Regions from separate parts of the Homo sapiens genome. Here region 2 is linked to region 1. The links are chromatin contacts, found by Hi-C in ENCODE. All regions are on one chromosome and are shown on one strand. The core of a region is the stretch at or near the end of the contact, and the rest is flanking DNA. Distances in the headings are between cores, read along the strand shown.

The links. A loop is a pair of places that touch in the nucleus more often than their neighbours do. Pooled maps may share reads with other maps.
Region 2: a loop to region 1 is called in a map of PC-9, with 7 times the contacts of the local background. The contact joins two enhancer-like sites. A Hi-C loop is called at or near these places in 1 of 168 maps with a recorded cell type or tissue (PC-9), 3 of 37 single-sample maps with no recorded cell type and 3 of 50 pooled maps.

What each region holds. Positions count from the first base shown.
Region 1 is chr2:145,592,341-145,596,350 of GRCh38, reverse strand. No RefSeq gene overlaps it. Among named protein-coding and RNA genes, the nearest start is that of LINC01966, 710 kb to the right of the region's middle. Within about 2 kb of position 2,315, at least 2 of the 41 ENCODE cell types and tissues checked have a DNase peak (open chromatin) inside an H3K27ac peak, as active enhancers do.
Region 2 is chr2:145,691,418-145,695,427 of GRCh38, reverse strand. No RefSeq gene overlaps it. Among named protein-coding and RNA genes, the nearest start is that of LINC01966, 810 kb to the right of the region's middle. Within about 2 kb of position 2,092, at least 4 of the 41 ENCODE cell types and tissues checked have a DNase peak (open chromatin) inside an H3K27ac peak, as active enhancers do.

The DNA of each region.
Region 1 (4,010 bases), core at 1,066-3,565:
TAGAGCATGCGGGACATTAGGATGAGTGTATACTGGCCCTGGTGCTTTTTATAAATAGAGACATATCTACAGTAAATAAGAGAATACTTTCCTTCTAGAAGCATAATTACTTGAAGTAGAATGAATATGAGGTACAGGAACAGCAATCAGAATTTTAGAAAACTTGAGATTATGGCATGAAAAATATTTTTAATGTCCACTATGACCAAAATATCAGCAGAAGTGGGAGGGAATGAGAAAATCTTAATTTTGATGGGCTTAGCTCTGTTTATCTAACACATGAAAATCTCAAGTATGTGTTCAGAGGCCCTTTTGCAGACATGTGGCCAGGATCTGTAAATCCTGCTGAGAATGGTTTTGAGGAGCTGGGAGGCCAACATTAAAGCAGCTTCCCATGCTGCGTATTTTTAAAAAATTAGTATTATAAGAAAGGAGCACGGTGGATAGTATAATAGAAAGAACATTGTCTCGAGTCTCAGGAGGCCAAAGTCTAGTCCTGATTCAGTTTGTCAGTGAGTTTGTGGTGCTGGGCAATATAATTACACCTTTTGGAGTTTCAGTATCCTTGAGTAGAAAAAAGAATTTAGGGTGTCTAAGATCCTATTTCAGGAGCCCATATTTTTACACATCTAGGATTCATTCATCAAATGATCTTTATAAACCCCTAAGAACATTAACTTGTTCTCTTGGCATTTGCCTCTTCCACCAAGCCAATTGCCTTAGGGTAGTGAGATAGCAAGGAGGGATGGAGAGACTGGTTGTTCAAGGGTTCTAGGCCAGTGGTTTCCAGATATTGGAGATTTAATGTTCTGTATTCTAGCGGGCACACACTGGATGCTCTCCACATGATGCTGAGTCATTCTAGACTGTGGGAAGAAGCAAACTGAATGAAGGGTAAAAATACCAGACTGGGAAAAAGGAGTCCAGCCCTATAGTTCTTACGGCAGTAAGATTTACAGCAAGGAAACCAGGCATCAGAATGGGCACAGATAACAGTCACGATGTCCAGAACCTAGTGAATTAAATCCAGGTACAGAAGCAAAGGAAAATGAAGCCAGCAGTTGCCACAAGTCACAATAAAATGACTGAGAGGTATGATGGATCAAGAATAACTTAGCCTCGACTGGATACTGAGTTGAACTTGTCTCAGGTCTTACATTTTTATATATTTTCAGTTAGCATTCGAGGTTCAGACTAAATACTCAAGTCTCTTAGGCCAGTAATCTAAAGCAATGGCTAACTTTGCAGACTGTGCATAGGGAAACACAGCAGCTTTCAATAGGCTGGCCCTGACAAGCTATGTTTTACTGTATGTTCTTAGCCCTGTTTTGAGCCAAGCATGTCTTTAACTTAAGCAGAGAAAGTGTAGATTACATAACCACAGATTGTTGGAAAGACTCTTATACATCAAAATTTTTATCTTAAATCAAATTCCTTCATTTTCAGTGATTTCTTCATTTCTTAGGCTATGTTCCTTTCTAAAAACATGAATATACATGGGATAAGCAGTCATATCGTAGCACCTTAATATGACTGATTTGATTAGATTGCTCTCCTGGGAAGACAGCATGAGAGTGCCTGATGTTTGGGAAAAGAGTGTGATAACTAGGAAAAAAATGGAATGGAAGTGGGGTTCAAGGGAATGCATTTCCAAAAGCAAAATCTTCTCACTTCATACTTTTTTCAATCTGCATAAAAATAATCAAAAGTGATTTAGATTCTAAAATGTAAAATTGAACACCTAGGGACTTTAGATCTAATTTGATTCCAAGGTATATACAGAGCCTGCCTGTGAGGCCTTGGACTCTAGAGGGCCCAATAGTTCCTTTTACTAGTCAAGAGGAAAGCCAAACATATTCTTCCCTTAGTCTAATTCCTTTGTTCTGGAGCAGCTCTCTGGGATCCTTGGAAGAAAGGTGCTATGTAAACCATGAGGGTGTGGACTTGGATGGCTAGGGTGGGAGCCTGTGAGGTCTTGGATGGGGACATGCTTTCTCCATGTGCATTCAATTTATGATTTTTTTCACTTCTGGAACCCACTCAGGAAGCTGCTGGTGTATGTTATAAGTCTGGAAAAGCACATGCACGAAATAAATAAATAAATAAATAAATAGCCAGCATCTGCCATAGAAGCATACTGCTTCCTTAGAAATGAGTCAGTGTAAGCTGGGCTCATAGAAATAACTGATAGGCCCCAACTTTCTGGCATGATTCATCATCTCCCTTAGACTTGCTGTCAGCGGGATGAGCAGGAGAATATGAGAGAAGGAAGGAAAAGAACATTCACCCTCCTGGGTGGGACTTGTGTGATATGTTGAAAGCTCTCCTAGCTGAGGAGGGACAATTACTTCTTTATTTCACAGCATCAGGTTTGCTGGCCCCAAGATTGGATAGTTGTGGGTCACCCTTTTATTTACTTAGTACTTTGCTGAACTAAATATTCCTTAAATCTCTGGCTAGAGATTCTTATCTAGAACTGAAAATATTTACTCACTTATCCTGTAGAGTTGCTTGTGTGATTTAGATGAAATGAACATGAATTAGTTTGTATTTTTATTGTGGTGGTTACTAAAGAGTTCAGTCAACGATGAAAACAGAAAAAGCAGAATGCCACATGATATTATCAAACATCAGAAAAGGAGAGAATACTTTTATAAATGTCATTTCTTTCTACAATTAAATGATACACAAAGAGATAGATGTTGCATGTTGATTTATTTAATAGCAGGATTTCCACTAGATGGTATCTTGAAGTTTGAGTCATACTACTAATATTTGTAGAAAGTAAATATAATTAGAAATATAGAGAAGTGAGAAAAGAAGTATTTTAAGGCCTGTGCTTCTTTTTTAGGTTTATGTTTCTTTAATTTGCAATTTTCACTCTTCGTATGAAAGGCCTCATGCAGAAAGTACACAAAAAGTCCCTCTTCTACCAAATTTAGAGAAATAAGATATAAAATAGAAAAGAGTTAATGATGTTGACAGGGAAGAAAGCAATGTATGGTCCACTGGTTTTGGTCAAATTGTAGCTAACACCACAAATAAGTTGACTGATTTTTTTTTCTTTTGTGGAGAAACCTTAAATGCATTAAGAAGTAAAATACTAAAAATGGCTAAATTACAGAGAAATTGTAGATAGCGACACAAAATAAAAAGATGTACTGGGTATCTCACTGAGTTCAGAGAGACATCTCCACTTAGAGTGGTTAGAAATCTATCCTGCCTTAGATCACACTGTAATCCAAATGCGTTTTTACATTTTCCATACTTTTAGAACATTTCTTCCCTTGTACTTTCTAACCCCAAATCCCAGGCCTCAGTCTAAAAGCCAGTTTGTGCCTAATCATTGGCAATAGAGAACTAGTACAGAAGCCAGTTATTCTGAGTGAAGACTATGTGAGCTGCCATCAGCCTCTTCTCTAATACCAGCAATGTTTTCCTTGGAGCATTTCTGTAAGTTAGTGTTTCTGGAAAGTTTGTCCTTCAGACTACCAGACTCAGAATCTTCTCAGGTGCCTACAAAAATGCAGATTCCCAATGCCCAACTCAGAGCTTCCCATTCAGATTTGTCTCGGGGATCTACAACTTTTCAGGCGTCAGAGGCAGTTTTATGCACAGCCAAATTTGAGAACCTCTGCTAAACCAGCAGTAAGATATTTCCAGAGTATGTCTTCAACTATGTTTCCATTCTCAGAGAAGTAACTCTAATGATCACATCTAAGGTAGAGAAATCCCTTTGTTATAACATTTCCCTTGCTGTGAAGCAACCCTGATGAGGCTGCCTTTTGGGAATGAAAGGAGTCTGACTGAGAGGAAATGCCACTGGATTTCCAGACCTATAGAATAAAGCATCTGAAGGAGAAACACCACAAGGAAAAGCAAACTTTCAGAGCTTGTCACCAACATGTATTATTGATCCTAGAAAGCTTATGCCCTAGGAGTAGGGGACCAACTTTTTATGTAAAGATACAGATAGTAAACTACTTTAGGCTTTGTGGGCCATTTGATCA
Region 2 (4,010 bases), core at 843-3,342, 99 kb before region 1:
AGGGAACATGGTCTTCTAAAAAACATGATGCTGGAACCTGGCTATTTATCCACATGGAATAAAGTATCTCTCAACAGACCCCGACCCAACCACACACACACACATACACACACACACACACACACACACACATACAAACCAAAATAGATCAAATAATAACGTAAAAGCTAAAATTATAAAACTTTGGTAGAAATGTGAAAAAATATTTTAACAACATTAGGATAAGCAAATATTTACTTAATAAATATTTATTTAATAGTAAAATCACTAACCATTAATGAAGAAATGATAATTTGTCGTAAACATACAGTGGAATACAATGGAATTCCTTGGAACTCGGGGAAAAGAAAGACAACAGTACAGATCATAACATGGATGAAACTTAAAACCTCTATGCTGAGTGAAATTAGCCAGACACTAAAAATTATATGTCGTATATGCTCAAGTCTAAATGAAACAAGAATCATATGGTGACAGAAAGCAAATTAGTGGTTTTCTGGGTCAGTTGGGAGAAAGGGGTTGTCTAGTTTAGGACACAAAGAAACTTTGGGGGATGTTGGAAAGATTCTATATGGATTGTGGTGTGGTTCTACGTGCACACGTTTTCAATAGTTTAAAATAGGTACATTTTGTTGAAGGCATATTATACTTCAATAGGGTTGATTTTAAAAATTAAGCACATACTGGGTTATAAAGAAAGTCTTTACTAAATTTGTGACTTAGTATCTTTCTGTCTGCCCTCAACAATTAAACAATTTCTCTGATCCTAAGTTTCCCAAGTCCTTATCAGTTTCATTAAGATGAAAAGCAATAATGTGTAATGCATGTGAAAAGGGCACAATAAATGTTTATTTGTTTTACTCATCCTATTTCCCACTTATAGAAATATTCTAGTAACTTATAGAAATATTATAATTGAAAAATTGTGGCTTCTTTACTTTTGTTATGCTTTTCTAATAAATTTTACCATTCATTTTGTTACAACTCTGCCCCTAGGTCATTAGACCACAGTGTGTGCTATCATTGTTAAAATATAGAGTTGCCGTCTTTCATTCAGAGAGTACCTACGTAATCTGCCAGTTCTATCAGCTAAACAATATTTTATATAAGAAGCAGACATTTGCTGAATTGATTTAAATTTTGGTACTCGTATTCTAAATTGTCTAGTCATTTTTTATTTTAAAACTTTTTATTAAATATATGCTATACATCATCGTAAATTTTCTGTAGTGATAGAAAAATGGAAAAGACAGATCACAGCATCATGTAACTAACATCTCAAAAAAAGTATTGAAGATATAACTAAGAAAACTGAGCAGGAGAATTTTCATGGGAGCATAGTTGTTTAAATATTTTCTGGATGGTAATTAACTTATCATCTGGTTGCTTCAGATATTTTTTATACCTTTGACTTAGTAAAAGCAGTGATCAATTTATTAGAGGAAAAAAATCTGTTGAATTTAGTAGTATTTTCCAAGTATATATATAAGAAGTAAAAATAAAATCTTGGAGATCATTGCATGCATTATCAGTTTTCTGACTTATTACAAATCCAAGTTAGTCTTGTTTGGTTCTACTTAAATCAGATATTGTTTCTAAAACTAATAAATATCAGAACTAGTGGCCAGATCTAGAAACTTCCTCCCTTAAACCTATTCAAGTTAGTCAAACATAGTCAAGCATAGTCTTCCCAAATCACCTTGAGAAAATCTGTTCACCAAAAATCAGATGTCTGGTCATATCAGATGTCAATTATTTTACTTACTTTCCAGGAGGAAATACATCATCAACGACAACGAAAGGATCTGTGATTGTAAAAGTTATTCCTTTTACAAATATTTAGATTTCTAGTTTTAATCTATTTAAATTTCATATTTTAAAAATTGATTTGTTTTACCATATTTCAAAAAAAAATTCAAAGTTGCTGCATGTGAATTTTAAAACCTGTGACTTCTCAGATGAGTTCATGTTTACCAGCAGGGCTCACCCATAAAGGCCGGCTGAATATCCAGTGTACTTTCCCTTCACTGTGGTCAGTGAATCAGCAAGTGTTACAGGAGTTCAGCGTGAAATGCCAGGTGCTATTTCAACAGTCCTTCTTTCACAATGCTTAGGGTGGGGTCACTCTGGTAGACCCTGATAAGGTTACTGGAACTGAGTTCCTGGGGTGGTCAAGTTAACATCCTCTAAGCTCATGCTCTCTGAATGTAGAAGGTAGTCACAGAGACCTGGTTCCCTTTTTTGGGCTAAAGGCTACTCAACCGCAAGCTGCTTATTAAACTCTGTCTGGAAAATATTATTCACTGAAATCATGTCTCAATAGCACAGAGTTTAATTTTGTAATTAACCAAACCATCTGTCATTGCAAGGCTCTCTTAAGGGCATCCAAATGGGAGAACTTATAGAACCTTGCATGGTGAGTGGTAGTGAATGGCTGTGAGAAGGAAATGGTATGAATTTCAAATGATAGCTACAAATAGATTGTCAACTTATGAACTCAGAACAAACTACTTTCCTAAAGAGATGCTCCTGCATCTTTCCATAAACAGATTATTGCCCTTTTCATAAAATATTTAGCTCTTTGCTTTATAAAGTAAAGTTCATATGAACATAAATGTTGCTGCAAAAGACCGTCCATCTGTGTTTTTGCTGTGTGTGAATAATAGCAACATTTCCTTGAAAACTTAAGAATACTTACTAAATAATCAACGAGTATTAATCAGTTATATAATTTATTCTTCCTTCTAGATTTCGAGGCTTTCTGTCTTGCTGCATTAAACATCCATAGATATTTACATTACATGCAAATCAAAGATATCAAGAAATAAGATCTCTAGAGGTGATAAAACATTATTTGTTGGGCATGCCTTGAATCAGGTTTGAATTAGGTTTACTTATTTAATGATACATATTTGGGTCTGGCATCATCCAAACAGCTCTGAACTAATAGCCCAGACAGGATCTTAATGACAATTTTTTACTTTGGTGGTTTTGTTTTTGCATGTACATTTAAAAAGTATCAGAAAATTTGTACAAATTTAAAAATTAAATATTTTGAAACCTTAAAATCAAATATAGATACAGCTATATCTTTATACTTGTAATATATTTACTAAATAAGGTGAAGTCACAAGGATGGGAAATTATTCTGAGTAATTCAATTTACACAATTCTTTTCACCTTTTAGTAGTTTATATGATTAAATTTTGATACTATGTAGTCCACAGGAGGAATGAATAAATGCCAGAAAAGTAATGGTGATAGATACAAATTGATTGTTAGACTTCCTCAATACCTTGGCCCATTGATATTTAAAGTTTTAATTAATAGCTGAATAGGTGCTTTAATGGTCAAGTAGGATATTTGGTTCTCAATAACCTATAACATCTCAAAGTTAATATTGAAATGCCACTTACACACGTCCTTTCCTCTAGTGGTGAGGATGGACAGGAAAAAGCAGTTCTAGACCCTGAAAAAGTTGGTTTGTATGGGTTAGCTATTTTCCGATGAGATCAGTCTAGCGCTGCCACCTGCACTCCAAAACATTGGTCCCAAAGGAGTCATGATGTCATTATGCCAACACCATCACATCTCAGTGTTGTTATATTGAGTCAGCCAAACTTGGCCCCATATTGGTCTGGTTCCTGTTCTTCTAACTTAAACCCACACCGTTTGGAAATGGTGTTCTTTGCGAAAAGATTAATGCCTTCAGTTCTAATTACCTTAATTATCAGCTACTTTCTAATGAGAATATTATCTAGATAATGACTAAAAATTATGAAAATCAACCTCAAATAGAACAGGTTTTACCCTTTAAAAGTAACATAGCTAATATCCTACTTATGACAACTTTTCCAGTATGTAATCTTACATGAGAACTATACTTGTATAGTTAATCAGTTGCCAGAAAATAATTGCCAGTAAAGGCAGAGGGAGAAAAGAAAGACATTAAGTTTTCCAAAATTTCAAGCTATTTTAACCAGTAAAGGAAAAGATAACTCAAGTAGGTA